Linked DNA regions of Mus musculus: region 2 is linked to region 1. A link is a loop called in an ENCODE intact Hi-C map of the cell type or tissue named here. Cell type or tissue: left cerebral cortex. All regions are shown on one strand.

Evidence for each region. Hi-C counts contacts between places; a loop is a spot of excess contacts. Peaks named below come from ENCODE experiments on the same cell type or tissue, not always from the same donor. Only the 100,000 strongest peaks of a DNase experiment are listed, where the experiment ranks them.
Region 2: it touches region 1 in a loop (2.3-fold over the local background); 3 of 42 quality-filtered maps call a loop at or near these places.

Annotation. Positions count from the first base shown.
Region 1 is chr6:143,836,898-143,844,897 of GRCm38, forward strand. It overlaps Sox5 (SRY (sex determining region Y)-box 5), which reads right to left. Exons shown (of 15, transcript NM_011444.3): 12 at 7,839-7,947; 13 at 4,277-4,450. Among named protein-coding and RNA genes, the nearest start is that of Gm52484, 53 kb to the right of the region's middle. In left cerebral cortex, no CTCF peak of the experiment used is centred here; DNase peaks (open chromatin) are centred at 4,348 and 6,469.
Region 2 is chr6:144,188,217-144,196,216 of GRCm38, forward strand. All of the region lies in intron 1 of Sox5 (SRY (sex determining region Y)-box 5), which reads right to left. Among named protein-coding and RNA genes, the nearest start is that of Sox5, 17 kb to the right of the region's middle. In left cerebral cortex, no CTCF peak of the experiment used is centred here; a DNase peak (open chromatin) is centred at 4,410; H3K27ac peaks cover 377 bases.

The sequences.
Region 1 (8,000 bases):
TGTGTGTGTGTGTGTGTGTGTGTGTGTGTGAGAGAGAGAGAGAGAGAGAGAGAGAGAGAGAGAGAGAGAGAGAGGGAGAGAGAGAGAGAGAGACAGACAGACAGACAGACAGAGAGACAGAGAGACAGAGAGACAGAGACAGAGAGAGAGACAGAGAGACAGAGAGACAGAGAGAGAGACAGACAGACAGACAGACAGAGAGACAGAGACAGAGAGAGAGACAGAGAGACAGAGAGACAGAGAGAGAGAGAGAGAGAGACAGAGAGAGAGAGAACTTGCCCTATTTCCTGCCACTCAATGCCCTGTACTCTTAGAGTAAGAAGACCACCACCCCAGGTATCTTGAAAAGTCACACCATCTCATCAAGCATCCTGATAAGGAGAGAAAGAGACCAACGAATGAAGCAGGAGTCCAGTCCCGGCTTTTAGGCATCGTTTAGGGAAGAGCTTAGAAGAAGCTGTAAACCCTAAACTCAGGCAGAGGCAGCAGCTTGCCAAGCATTCTTGCCTAGGGATGAGAGGAGCCTTCAATGTGTGCAGTTTTGCACGTGCAACGTTAGGAAGTGGATGGGGAAGCCCGTGAGCAGGGCTGTCAGAAGTGCTTTAGACAGGTTGCCCCCAATCGGGATAGATTTTGGTTTTGTTTTATTCCCAACGCAGCTCAGGTTCAAATAGCAGAGATGCTTGTTTTCCATTCTAAAACTTCTGTTTGAGCAGCATAGTCAGTGTGTTCAGACCACATTATTTTAAGTACAGCCCCAAACTCTGGTTCATAGTACACGTGAGAAGAGTGGTTCTCAACCTGTGGGTTGTGACCCCTTACATTATCATTCATAACAATAGCAAATTTATAGTTATAAAGTAGCTATAAAGTACTTTTATTGTTCGGGGTCACTGCAACATGAAGAACTATAACAAAGTGTCACAGCATTAGGAAGGTTGAGAACCACTGGCTGAGAGCAAAACCTACCTTTAAAAAAACCCAGAATATAAAAATAAGGAAATTCAATTAGACTATGAAGTATTGAAGATAATTCCCAATTTTTTTTCTAAAATATTTTATCTCTAAAGAAAGGCATGCTTACTCTTAGAGGTGACCTGCCTTAGACTGGTGGCCATTTTAATATTTCCTGTCTTGTGCATGATGCTGGGTTGGTAGGGTGAGAATTAAAACTCCCCACTTCACCTCCTGAGAGTATATTTCCTGATAACACCCAGTCTTGAGCTATGTTCGAAACAACAGGGCCACATAATAATGACAATTTTATCTTTTAGAGACAGTGTCTCTCTGGGTAGCTCAGGTTAGCCAGTCTTCCTGCTTTATAATATACCAAGGGCTGGAATTACAGGCACGTACCCTCCCATTACTCCAATTACATATTTGTTCATAATTATGAATTAAGATAGCTTAGGTACCAACTGGGACGTGGAGGCTCAACTCTATCTTCAGACCATGCAGTCTCAGTTTGGAAGCAAATCCAGTTTACATATTTAATTATTCCTCTGGGTGGGGATAGCCAACTGGAGGCTTCACCTTAGTCTCAATGGCTCCCCAAAATTAACAGCTGCTGACTGCAGGGCCCTAAATACAGTCAGGGAGAATGCTAGCAAAGACATTGTGGTGGCCCACCCTTTCCCCGCAAAAAGATGAAAACAGTTACTTGGTTTGGTTTGTGCCTGCAGCCATGTACAGTGCAGAAGTGGTGGGCTGTTTGCAAGGCAAATGAAGAGACTGTAGGGAATGCCTTCTGATAACAAAAGAGTTATCAGTTGCAATGAAAACATATTTGATGCTCAAAGTAAGAGAAAATAAGGAGCCTTTTTTATTTTTTCCAGACTCTTCCTTCTGAGTCTGGCAGTAGGCTCCAAGAGGAGCGGGAGCTGAGCGGCGATGTCATCTCTACGGGGCATGTAATGAATTTGCACATTTTACTCCGACTACTGTATATCTAATCAGAAAAAGATGTCCCCCAGTCCCTGATCTCGAGCCAAACAGTAAAAGGTGATTCCTTATGTTAACAATTTCAGCAGAATGGCTTATTAAAACCAGATTTTAGGGTATTATAAAATGCTTAGAAGCCCTTTAAAATGTCAACTAGGATCCCCAGAGACTACATAAAATGTCAACCCAGCTCAAGCGCCTGTTTTAAGCAGAATGAATTAGCAGCATGCTGTCGGAGGCTGTTATCCAAAACAGTCGGTAAAGAGAGAAACATCAAGCCTTCTTTGTACTTTTCCATGAAATAGGCCACTCAGAACCATCGTGCGGCTATTTGAAGATTTTATATTTATTTAAATCTATGACTAAATACTTACCCCCACCCCCAAACTTCAGTGTTTAATTTTTGGGTGACTAAAATTGCCCCATGTCTAATTAATGTGGCTGTATCAGGAAGGCTTGGGCTGGAGCCATCTTCTATGTAGACTGTAACAGCAGAGGTCATATGGTGAAGCTCACCTTGAGTCAGAAAAGATTTTCCTAGCCACTTACTGCTATACCATAAGGAATCTTTGTTACATTTCCTAGAAATAAAATGACTATCTTTCAAAAAACTTTTCAAGTTTTATTTTTCTCTTTTTATTCTCTCTGTGTGTGCATCTGATTGAATTTGCCCATGGGCCCAGATGAGGGCCTTGGGTAGTCTGGACCTGCAGTTACAGGTGGTTGTGAGACTCCTATCATGAGGGCTGAAAACCTAACTCGGGAAGCAACCACTAACCACTAACCACTGAGCAGTCTGCTCTTCTTTGTAGAACAAAGTTTGAACCGGCGAGAAGGATTTAGCACCAAGCTCACTTATCAAATTATCAAATCCAAATGAAGCATGTGCAGCATGTAGAACATGGTCCTAGCATTTGAGAGGCAGAGGCGGGCATGGTCCTAGCATTTGAGAGGCAGAGGCAGGCATGGTCCTAGCATTTGAGAGGCAGAGGCAGACGTATCTCTATGAGTTCTGGGCCCACTTAGTCTATCATTAGTTCCAGGGCAGCCAGGGCTGCATAGTGAGACCCTGTTTTAAAAAAAAAATACAACCAAATTTGAGTAATTCGTGAGGAGGAGAGGATGAAGTAATTGAAGGGATGAATAGATCAGAGACACTAGGGAATTCTGGTACAGCTCTGTCCTTTCCAGCACTGTACTTTGTACAACTTTGTGTTTTCAAATGTCGGAGTCCCACTTCTGCAAGGGAACACCACTTGTTCTAATCTCTCAGACTCCATGCATGGATTCATCTGAAAACTATTTTAGAAGGAAATATTAAAGCACACGTGTGTAAGTGCGTGTGTTTTCTATATGATCTGGTTGGATTACAAGCGCCGTGCAGCCGGGGGGGGGGGCATCTACTGCCTTGGTTGGGGTTACGGGATTATGAATAGAGTACACTTAGTTACTATGTTTAGGCAGCCAGCTCATTAATGGGCCCGCAAAGATATATCTTTATAATGTGGGTGTAACTCCAAGAGCATCATCTATTTTAATAAAGTAGTTTAGGTGTGTGCTGCTACTTATTTTTCAAGCCCTAATTTTTTCCGATGGAGCTAGGGACTTTTGTTCTGAACTCTTACTGTCAGAGAATGGGCAATGTAAATCTTTTCTTGCTGCCATAGTCCACCGTGCCAGTTGGAGATAAAGGTGAGGATAATGATGCTAACATGGTAATGACCAGGCCAAAGCACAAACAGAGTCTAGAGCCTTTATCTCCTTTCAGCTCAGCCTGGCCCTTGCCTTAAACCAGTTTACACGAAGTCTTTCCTTATCCATGCCCTCCCTAACCATCTCCTCGTGTGCTTGAGTGTCTGTGCTTTGGGGTAAAGGTATATCTTGTCTTCTTGTACACTGGGAGCCACAGTGGTAGGTAAAGCTGCTTTTCAAGTCAATGAAAAACTATTGCATGTTCCTAAGACTTATCAAAAGCACAGTCGTCTGCAGGGTTACTGAAAGTAAAGGCCCTATTCTAGGTCTATGTCCTCTCCTCCTTCCCCCAGCGCACCACGAATACCAAACAGAACTCCCACATCCTTATGCTTCTTCCAAGGAGGGCAAGACAGGCATAAGACCTGCCTGTCCAGTTCACAGATGAAACGGAGAAGTAAAGGTCCCAGGGTGCTTTGTTGTCCTTTGGGCCCTCAGTGATGGTACTGCTATTCTGGAATATTAACAGAACACAGGAGCAGCCTGCCTTCCACACCCATCGTCTTTCCCTGAGAGCAGAAGACAGCACAGCCCGGCACAGTACGTCTCCCGGCACGCACTCAGTCTTCAGCAACCTCCTTACCCAGTATCTTGCTGATGTTGGAATTGTGCATGTCGGGAAAGGCCTGAAGGATTTTCCTCCGTTCATCTTTCGCCCACACCATGAAGGCATTCATTGGACGCTTTATGTGGGGCTCGTTGCTACCACGTCCCCTGGATTCCCTGTAAATTCTTGACTCTGAGACTCCAGCGCTTCCTAGAAAAGGGGAAGAGCAGCACTTATGTCAGTGTGGAGACTTTGGCAGGGTTCCTCCCCGATGACTGTTTTCTTCGGCTATTAAAATATCAGAAAACAAAAAGTACTTCTGATAATGGTATGCGCAGTTCCTAAGGCAGATGCTTGCTTAGGAAGTGTCTGTGATAAGCCTGTGGCAGCAAATGTTTGTATTTTTTAACCCAGTTCTCATTTTGTCCTGGATTTTCGAGGACTATGGATGGCTTCAGCATTTACTTGAAAGAGTCCAGAGAAACCTGGGACACACTGCTTTTGGATCCTATGGGAAAATGGGCGAGTTAGTCTCTGAGTGTACCAGTGCTGCAGGAATATTACAGATTGAAAGAATCTGGTCAAAGTGTGGAACACTCATGGGTTCTGCAGGAAACAAAGAGACAGTGAGGACTTGAAGTGTCTGGACCCCCCTTTTTGTTTCTGAGGACACATTAGCAAAAACATGCTAGACAGAATTTCAGTCAAAACAACACAAATGCCTCCTTTTGATGTGGTTGGTGTTTCTTTTCAATCATGTGTCAGTATATGTAATGACTGTCTACCTTGCCCACAAAAGACACTGGAGGGTTGGAAGAAAAGAACCAATAAATGTATTACGATTGGTTCTTAAAAACACAAACACACATTCCACTGGATGTTTTTCCTCCTAGCATGTTAAGTTCTCAAAAGAGACAAGGTGATGGTTGTATTCCAGATATCAAGGCCACTGACAACAAGGGACCCCTTTTCCCTGTGAGTCACCCTGAGCCTCAGGAAGGTGCGCACTTCCTCCTGTGGCCTTATCAGACCCCGTAAGGCATCTCCTGCAGTGTAGTCCACAGCCAAGAAGCAGAGGTGCTCGAGTGCAGATAGTGAGGACAAGGGGAGCCTGGGAACAGGGCACTCTGCAGCTAAGACTTCACTGTTGTCATCATCATCCGTACAAACAAAAACAGCATAAAGAAGATGCTGGAGACTCCTCGTACCTCTACCGCAAACAAGATCACATCTCCTCTTTTTTAATACCCCCATTCATCTGTATATCTTAATTAATTTGGAGAATGGGTAAGTAATCAATCTTGCTTCTATACAATTGGCAAGGTGAAAACAACCAAATAGCATCTCTCTAGAAGCATGGTTCTTAGCTCAGCATCTCTCTAGAAGCATGGTTCTTAGCTCAGCATCTCTCTAGAAGTATGGTTCTTAGCTCAGCATCTCTCTAGAAGCATGGTTCTTAGCTCAGCATTTCTCTAGTAGCACTCATGGTTCTCAGCTCAGAATCTCTCTAGTAATACACATGGTTCTTAGCTCAGCATCTCTCTAGTAGCACACATGGTTCTCAGCTCAGCATCTCCCTAGTAGCACTCATGGTTCTCAGCTCAGAATCTCTCTAGCAGCACACCTGGTTCTCAGCTCAGCATCTCTCTAGTAGCACACATGGTTCTCAGCTCAGCATCTCTCTAGTAGCACACATGGTTCTCAGCTCAGCATCTCTCTAGAAGCACACCTGGTTCTCAGCTCAGCATCTCTCTAGTAGCACACATGGTTCTCAGCTCAGCATCTCTCTAGTAGCACACATGGTTCTCAGCTCAGCATCTCCCTAGTAGCACACCTGGTTCTCAGCTCAGCATCTCTCTAGTAGCACACCTGGTTCTCAGCTCAGCATCTCTCTAGAAGCACACCTGGTTCTCAGCTCAGCATCTCCCTAGTAGCACACATGGTTCTCAGCTCCGTATCTCTCTAGAAGCACACATGGTTCTCAGCTCAGCATCTCCCTAGTAGCACACATGGTTATTAGCTCAGCATCTCTCTAGTAGCACACATGGTTCTCAGCTCAGCATCTCTCTAGTAACACACATGGTTCTCAGCTCAGCATCTCCCTAGTAGCACACATGGTTATTAGCTCAGCATCTCTCTAGTAGCACACATGGTTCTCAGCTCCGTATCTCTCTAGAAGCACACATGGTTCGTGCTCATCTATTACATTCTCCTTGCTCAGTATAGACTGGAAGCTGCTTTGCATATGAGCATCGCTAAATTAGACACTGGCAGCACAAGCTTCTCTGCCGTGGTGCTTTATTGCCAGAGTGTATTTTATCATGCGAGCATAACTTAAAATTGATGAAATGTGTTACGACCAGTAATTGCCTCTCGATTGACAAACAGCAGCGCTAATGCACAACAGCATCCTTCGGAAATGTGTTTGTAACTAGGGAATGATTGTGGCACATCTGCTGTTTCCGGTCCTTACACCTTACAGCAACATAAGCCACGAGAGCAGCAGTGTGGGACTCCGTCAACTCTAAATAGGCTCTTTGTATGTACGCAGACCAGGTTTATTCTGGGAAGGCAATGGCTGCAAGATTTTGTTTTTTTTCTGGCTCTCCAATAGAATAAGTTCAATTGCAACAGGATCGTGGAGTTAGATATTCGAGCTTGGCTAGCTTTGGGCTGGTGAGAATCTTAATGGCCAGAGAAGAGTTGCTGCTGAAGGGTCACAGGGATCCCCCTCTTCCTGTTTGAGTCTTAGTGGTTTGAGTCTCTTCCAGCTTGCAGCAAGGCTGGGCCACTGAAGTCCTAAAACACACATGATACCTGGTACCGGAAGGAGAACCCAATTGGGATCTGTATAAGAGAAACTACAGTTTCTTCTTATGTTCTCTTTGCTGTATCAGCTGAACTGGGCATCTCCCCGACTGCCAACTGTGCTGTCTGAAGTGACACGAGGCTGAAGTATAGGAAAGGAGCATGGCGCTCCCTAAATGGAGTGCTGCTTAGATTGTACATATAAAGAGCCTATTTAGAGCTGATGGAGTCCCTTACTTCTTGTCTCTGTGGCTTACATGCTTAGAGTGTTGTTGGGTTAGAGAAGGTTTTTGTCAATGTGTAGATAACGTAGCAGGTGAGGCTGCAAAATGCAAGAAACATGTCCAAGACCTGTCCTTTGAACTGTGTGTCTAGCTGATAATGCAAGCTGCAAAATGAGCTGATAGATATGTAGTTGTACAAAGTTTGGCGTACAGAAAATGGGAGGGCGAGAGGCAGGCTGGCTGCTAGACCAGGATATTTGCTTCAGAGTCATGTCATTTTAGACCTGAGTCCTGCCCTGTGGCACTTACAGCCCTCTGATCCTGCGGGAATGATTCCAAACCACTGGGGGCAATCTTCTTGTCTGCAGAGGCACTGAGAGGTCCCATTGGGGTGGAAAGATGAGCAACAGGGAGCGCCTGGCACATGGTGACTGCGGTAAATGTGAGCCCCACTGGGATGGTCAGGTAGGCAGTGACCTTTCTGCCTGTTCTTTTTGCTGTTTTAAGCAGCTCCAAGTCTCCCCTCCCACTCCATCCTGGAGTATAAATGAGTAATAGCCACAAACCGTCAGAATCTCCACTCATATTGAAATCCATCATTCCATGGCTAAATTTCCCTTCTTCATTCTGTTTAACTGCCAACTGCTGAGTCAGGCTCTCCAGTGTTGTTTTTTCCTTTAAAAAAAATAAATTTAAAATGAGAATCTTGAACCTATAATTATTCAAAG
Region 2 (8,000 bases), 350 kb after region 1:
CTACGTGGCATCAAAGTATGTGATGATTTTATACGTTTATATCCCTCTCTGTTGAAACAGCACAGAAAAGCATATATATTATAAAATACTATAAGTTTTTAATTCCTCATCATTTATTATATGTACAAAATAGTTATCTATTCTTAAAAGGAAAGCAGTATTTATTGTACATTGGAGAGAGTAGGGCTTGCTATTTGTATCCTTCTGGCTTTTACTATATTTTTATTTAATTATATTTATACATCTGGCAATGATCTTTAAGAATCCCAGGTCCTATACATACTAAAAGCAGCAGGCAAGAACTAGTGGCTCAAACTGGGATTCCTACTTAGAAACTTAAAGTAAGCCTGGCAGGGGACACATGTCAATAGTCCACTGTCCCAGAGGTAAAGCAAGAGATCCCAAGTTCAAGGCCAGCCTGGAATCATCAGAAAAAAGCAGACAAACATAAGAAACAGAAAGAAAATAAGAAAGGAAGAAAGAAAGAATGAGTGAAAGAGGGAAATAAGCCTAACATATGAGTCTTAAAATTAATTTATCCATTTCTATCTTAAAACTTTCACCCCGGAAACAATTGGCTGCTATTAATTTATGGTAAATAAATTTAATTATTAAAATAATAGCAACCAAATTAAAAAACTATAATAAATTAGCCTTTGCGATTTTTAAAGCATGAACAAAATTAAAACACTGAACATCTTAATAGTTAATTAGCCTGAAATCTGAAGGATTTGGTGTGGAGAATCTTTTAATGCCAATGGTCCCTCCTCCACAAATAAGGTTGCCCCCCCCCCCCCAGTCACATCTGTCCAATCAACAATATTCTATAAAATCTCAATTCTGTGACAGAGTAAAATACAGAGTTCAGTATTGGGTGGTGTGAAAAGAGCAGAGGCATCAGACACTCAGCAGGAGCTATGCTGCCCCACTGACCCTCTGGCCAGAAGCATTGGCCTCATAAAGAATTCTATAGGACTGGCCAGGCAATACTGGATAGGCAATTAAATTCAGGAGCCCACAAAGTTCATACTTCATAGGATTGATCTATATGTAAACTTATAAAAGGAATATTCTAAAAGAAAACTAACCTTTCAGCTTGAAAAAACAAGACTGTTCAAAAAGAAAGAGAGGAAACAGAGATGGCAGAACCCCCTGCTAGTGTTAAGGCAACAGAATGCACTTAAACAGCACACGTAACAGTGAGTGGCGTCTATGCTTACGAGGAGGCAGTCTTAGCTTTTATGAGCAGGCTGGGTTTTACCTAAGGATATCTAATACATTGGAAAAATCTATCTTTAGAACCACTATTTTTGAGCCCTAACATAACATGACAGCTTGTATTGAACCAACAAAAAACGTTATATTTAGTACTTCGCAATGAGGTTTATCATGTTCCACCAATGAACAGGATAATGACAACTTAAGGGTTTAATTGAATCAAATCACTCTTCAGTGGTCACATTTCATCAGAGGGAGACTCCACAGGCTGTGGACACCAGCCCTCACCAGCTTTGCTCCTCTCTACTTACTCTGGCCACACAACACCTCTTTTAACTCTCACTAAGCCCCCAGCCTCGAGCTTCCCTCCCAGACCTTGGTGGGATGAAGGGCATGGAAAGCGAACAGCTACAGAGGTAAATGCTGCTGAGTCACGAAGGGAGTTGGCCGCCATGAGTGGAAAACGGCTCAATTGTTCAGTTGGCGAGGCCTACTCTGTTCCCTAAACTGTCCAGGACTACAGGGTGGGCACTTCCCTTTTGAATCCATCCGCACAGTTTAAAATGTACCTGGATGCAGAAATGTGTCAGGGTGAAGATCATGGTTGCTCTATTCACAGAATTTTCCTAATCTACAAATGAATATGTCAGGACTGACTTTCTGAATCTTGGAGAACAGCCTCATTGGAAGCAGCACAAGGACTCCCTGACCATCTATTGGGGGTAGAGGGTGGGAGTGGGGTACAAAAGAGAGCGTGCAGTGTAGGATCCAGCAGAAGGGCATCTCCGGTCCTCCCATGATACTGTGATCCAGGCTTAGTATAGACTGAGCCCCCAGCCACGGGCAGTGTGCACTGCTTGATACACTGAAGACCACCGGTCAAGGCCTTGCCTGTGACTCTTGCTGGTCATCTGCAAACTAACGTTGTGGATCATGTGTTTTATCCTAAATGGGTACAAACAAGTAAACTGGTGCAGAAATAGAAACACTTTACACGGGGGAACCTACCTGGCATATACATAACACAGAGGTCTATACACACCACACATGTGTACACACATAACATGGGCACACATACATATGAGTACATGCATATACACATTGAGGTATGGTGTGTGTGTGCGTGTGCATGTGTGCACTTACAATGCGTGGAGGGACTCAAATTCATGACCTTCCCTAGGCCAGGCAAGCACTCACTTCCCAACTAAACAACATCTGAAGCTTTTGACATATATTTTAAGGTGTTAGAGTCAAGGCAGAAAATCACCTGTAATATAAAACATTTCCAGACACACAATGAACACCACTTAAAACTTGTGAGAACATTTCTAGCTCGTGAGAACAGTGATCAAGAATAGAGGTGAGTTTGTTTTCCCTAGAATAGTGACACATAGTTTTGTATGAAAACTGAACAATGAACGCTTTAAGTATGACTTTAAACCTGCTGTCTTGAACACAGACTTAAGAATCAGTTTCTTAAATGACCTGCAGCAACATTTGGTGTCTCTGGTTAGGTGACTTTCCGTTTAAGCTGTGAGTGCTTCTGACATGCAGGAAACCCACTTCCCCCTTGAGTATTGCCTAGTACAGACAGGCTCTGTGCTGGTCAAAACATCCTTGCCACAACGCTCTAGTCATAGAATTGTAATCTGTGATCATGAGTGACAGATCCCTGTGTGCTGTATCCCTGCACTGTTCTCTGAGTGTCCGTGTCAACACCAAACACCAAACCAAGAGCAGCTACTTTCACTTCACAGAGATGAAGAAAGAAGGGCCTAAGGCAGAATCAATCCTTAAGTACAAAACTATCTAAAGCACTGCGGAGACCATTGGAGAAGGTGGCCGTGGGCTGCATGTTCTGCATCAGTACTGTGTGGGGACTGACGCCACTGGTGTAGCAGTGTCACAGTGTATGGGGACTCTCATGCTAACTAAGGGTATTAGCCCTTAACTAAACTTTTAAGTGACTTAAAGAAAAGATCTGAAAGACAGGGACAAAGGTTGCCAGTGGAATTAGTTTGCTGTAAGTCCCTCTCCATACCTGTGCACCTAGGTTTATTTTTAATTTAAAAAAATTAATGAGAGGCGTTGGGAGCTTGCATAATGCATACCACGTGAGAACAGGATCTGAGTCTAATCCCTAGCACCCTTGTGAAATTCCAGCACAGGGGCACGGTGCCTCTGTGATCCCAGCGCAGAGGAAGTGGAGACGCGATGACTCCTGGAGCTCCAGAGGGCTAGCTTGGGATCCAGGAGATGGAAATTCAGTGAGAGACTATGCCTCAAAAAATAGGTGGAGACTGATGAAGGAGGGTGTAAGTCGCCATATGTATGACCACATGTGTGTGCATAGAGCTCTCCCATGGGCACATGCTACACATGCAAATTGACGTACACAAAGAGAGAGCAAATGATTGTCTCCGGATTTGACTAACTCGGAGTTTATTGGAGATTGATCACATTTTGATTTTTAAAACGGAAACAAAATAGCATGGCGGGCTGATGAGTCCCCTCATAACAATGAACCAATATTATTAATAAGGAGCCATCTTTATAAACAACATTCTGAAAACACCTACACCACAAAAACAAACAAACAAGCAAACAGCCCATCAGCTTTTGGGGCAAGCTTTTTCTGATTTGGAAAAGCCCTGGTATTTTACAAAGGAGACTCTCAATTTGCTAAGTGTAAGCAGAGACTTTGTCGTCCCCTCCAGCAGCCGCCCTGCCATTCCTCACTCTTCACGGTGACCAGTCCTGTCCTGCGGTAGACCCACTGGTCCGACTCCTCACTAAATACTTCCTGAGGAGTCAGCGGAGATGTGTCTGCTGCTGAGCGGACACCAAGAGCAGGTTCAGTGAAGTCACTGGAGAACGTCAAAGACCCTCTATCTGTCCATTTAAGTGACTGAACCAAGTCAGAGATGTCTGAGGGTACAACAAGGGTCCAGCAGGACAAAGTATTTCTCAGAACCACAAAAGCCTACCCATCCACCATCACGAGCATCCGTAACATGCATGTCCCCTCGACAGTGTATTCTCTGGCTCCCGGGCCTTGTTCACATGGAGGCTCGTCTTGGTTTGACTGCGTACACTCTGAAACCTGAAGTCACTTTAAGGACAGAGGTGGGAGGGCCCTCGAAGCTAGGCAAGAATACAACTCAGTCAAGAACTAATTGTTCCCCATCTCTTAGCAACAGCCTGGATGCAAGAACTGCTATTTAAAGGAGGTAGTTTACAGGACTAGTTAGCCTTTTCTTAGATCTCTGCCTGTATCCTTCCACCAAGAAATCTACATACCTGGCAAACATTAGTTTAGCTACTTATAGACGTGCCGTCTCCAACTAAGTTCATTATCACTCAGTGCTCTTTCTCCTGTTTGGTCTCTACCAAAAATGGCAATGTGAATAAGGGCTCTTGAATTTTCTGCATCTCTTCTATTAAACACATATTAAGTATCCATAAAATAAACCATCCTCCCGACAACCAGGGCTTCTCTAGAGCAACTGCAAAGACCTGATAAAACCCCAAGCTGTTTCTCGCTACAAAATAACTCATCATGACTGCAGAGAACTCAGAGGTATTCTTAGTCAAGGTCTTAGTTTTATATATAAAAAAAATCATTAAATTTATACTACGCATATGCAGTCACACATATATATGAAATATGTCACATTTTTAATATTATGCATATATAGATCATGTATTGATACTGTACACATTATCAATATATGCATTCATACATATGACATACGTCCAAGAACTAAGTTTTATATGTCATACAAGTATTGCATGTATACATTGACAATGCACACAGATATACATACTTACGATCTATACATGTATTTGCCCATGTAAACTGAGTACACATATATCTCTATGTACAGGCTTACTGTTTTATACAGATTGCATATAACATATGCACTTAAACATATCTATACATGAACACGGTAAACATGTACAATAAAGTTTATAATGTAGCTTTATGTCTCAAACACACACATGCACAATCACGTGTGTGTGTGTGTGTGTGCGCGTGCGCATGTGTGTGTGACTTTAGGGGATGAAAATCAAGCCTAAAGTGTGTGGGGAAGGCTGCTGCTCTCTTAGGAAGCAGGTCAGATTCTAGTTTGACCCAAAGCAGAGAAATTTGCAAAGTATTTTGTATTTTTTATTAGTATGCACCCAACATTACCTGCACATGGAATATTCTAGGAACCCTTTCTGAGTTATTAGCATCAGTTAATTGAACATTTCCTCGACAAGCTAGAGTACATATAATTTCTTTTCCCTTTTTTTTTTTTTTTTTGGTAACTTATTGATGGGGTCTCACTATGTCATCCTAGCTGGCCAAAAACTTACTCTGTAGACCATGCTGGTCTTGAACTTACAGAGATGCACCTTCTTCTGCCTCCCAAGTTCCAAGGTTAAAGGCATGAATTACCATACAAGGTTTTACTTCTTCTCTGAGAAGTGAAAGTATCCTATGAAACAGAGACTATTACAGCATGGACTTCGCAGATAAAGAACTGATGCCATGCGGAGTTTATTCAACTGGGAAAGGTTACGTCCCTGATGAATGGCGGTGCTTTCCAGGGGCTTCTTACAGCCTCTCCAAATCTTTGGAACAATGGTTAAAGATCAAAGAATAAAACAAAGAAACAAGACATGGGTTACTTCAAGCCTACAGTAGTGTATATGGATCTAACATTAAAACTGAAACACTCACTCATTGAAAACCAAGTGGGAACAAAACACCCTTGGAAGGAGTTACAGAGACAAAGTTTGGAGCTGAGATGAAAGGATGGACCATGTAGAGACTGCCATATCCAGGGATCCACCCCATAATCAGCATCCAAACGCTGACACCATTGCATACACTAGCAAGATTTTATCGAAAGGACCCAGATGTAGCTGTCTCTTGTGAGACTATGCCGGGGCCTAGCAAACACAGAAGTGGATGCTCACAGTCAACTAATGGATGGATCACAGGGCTCCCAATGGAGGAGCTAGATAAAGTAGCCAAGGAGCTAAAGGGATCTGCAACCCTAGAGGTGGAACAACATTATGAACTAACCAGTACCCCGGAGCTCTTGACTCTAGCTGCATATGTATCAAAAGATGGCCTAGTCGGCCATCACTGGAAAGAGAGGCCCATTGGACTTGCAAAATTTATATGCCCCAGTACAGGGGAACGCCAGGGCCAAAAAGGGGGAGTGGGTGGGTAGGGGAGTGGGGGTGGGTGGGTATGGGGGACTTTTGGTATAGCATTGGAAATGTAACTGAGCTAAATACCTAATAAAAAATTAAAAAAAAAAAGAAAAGAAAACCACGAAGGCAGATTCCATCCTCCAATGCTTTCCTGCTTCCATGAAGCCTCCACTGTGTCACTGATTCTATGATTTTACTGTCAGACTCAACTGAAGTTCCTACTCAGAGCTACCATTACTCTACCCTCAAGTAGGGTACAACTTTCTCCCAAGGATTACTCTCACATTTAATAAATATGCTGTTGTCAGCCAATTTGTAAAATATGTTTAGATATTCATATCACCACATGAGATATGAATGCTCACATACTTACAACTTAGGATAGTATAAAGAAGTTGCCTGGCTGCTGAGTTCACAAAAATGATCAGATACCATTTCTAACAAGATAGGGTCCTTGTGCAAAGACTTGATTTCAGTACATGATGTGTGTTAAAGGTACTGAGGATAAGAGAGCAAGGGAGAGGAGGAGGATGGGGTTGGGATGTGGGAGAGGAGAAAGAGGAGGAAAAACGGAGAGGAAAGGAGAGGACAGAGACAGACAGACAGACAGACAGACAGAGAGAGAGATATTAGAGACATTTTATAGTCTCACAGTACCAGCAAGGGGTTTCCATGTGTGGATTTAATGCAGAGAAGACATTGAACAAGCATCCTTGGATAGACCCAGGAGTCCACTGGGCATTCCAGCTTATCATATAAATTAAGTTATTTTTAAAAGACAGGTTTCTATAACATAGCATTACAGTTCAAGCGTGGCTGCAAATGCTTGCAATCCATAGGTGGAGAAACAGAGGCAGAGTAATCACTGCAAATTTGAGAAGAGCCCGGGCTACACAGTGAGTTCCAGGCCAGTCAGGGCTACAGAGGAAGAGCTTGCCTCAAAAACAAAACTAAAGCAACAGTTAGTTAGTTAGTTAGTTAGTTAGTTAGTTAGTTAATGTCCCAATCAGTGCATGAAGTTTCTACCATATTAGTTTAAATACATAATCAGTATTTAAAGCAAATATATTCATAAAATACCTAAAGATAGTCTTCTTCCAAATCACATATTAAATTCTAAAGTTATAGGAGCATTTTATTTCCTTAATCAATAATAGTGTGGCAGTGTGAAAGAAATCCTTAACACTAGGGCTATAGTTCAAGAACACATCTTATTTTGGACCAGTGAGGTCCTTGGTTGGGCTCCCAAAGCCACAAAGTAAGTTAAATAAGACAGAGTAATAGATACAGTAAAATTAATCACAGGGAAGGTTCTGAAAGGTTGATAAGCCACACTCAGATGTCAAAACCAGAGAGAATATTAGGAACTAGCTCTGTGTGCTCCCCCTCCTGCCTGTGTGAGGTTAGGAGAGGATGAACGACGAGAGCGTCGTGAACACAGAATAAAGGAGGCATTCAAAGCGACTGGGAGTCTGGCACATAACACGTACATGCCGAATGCTTGTGCTATCTTTACATCTATATTTATAAGTGCGTCTCCATATGCATAGAGCGGGAGCTTGGATGGCATC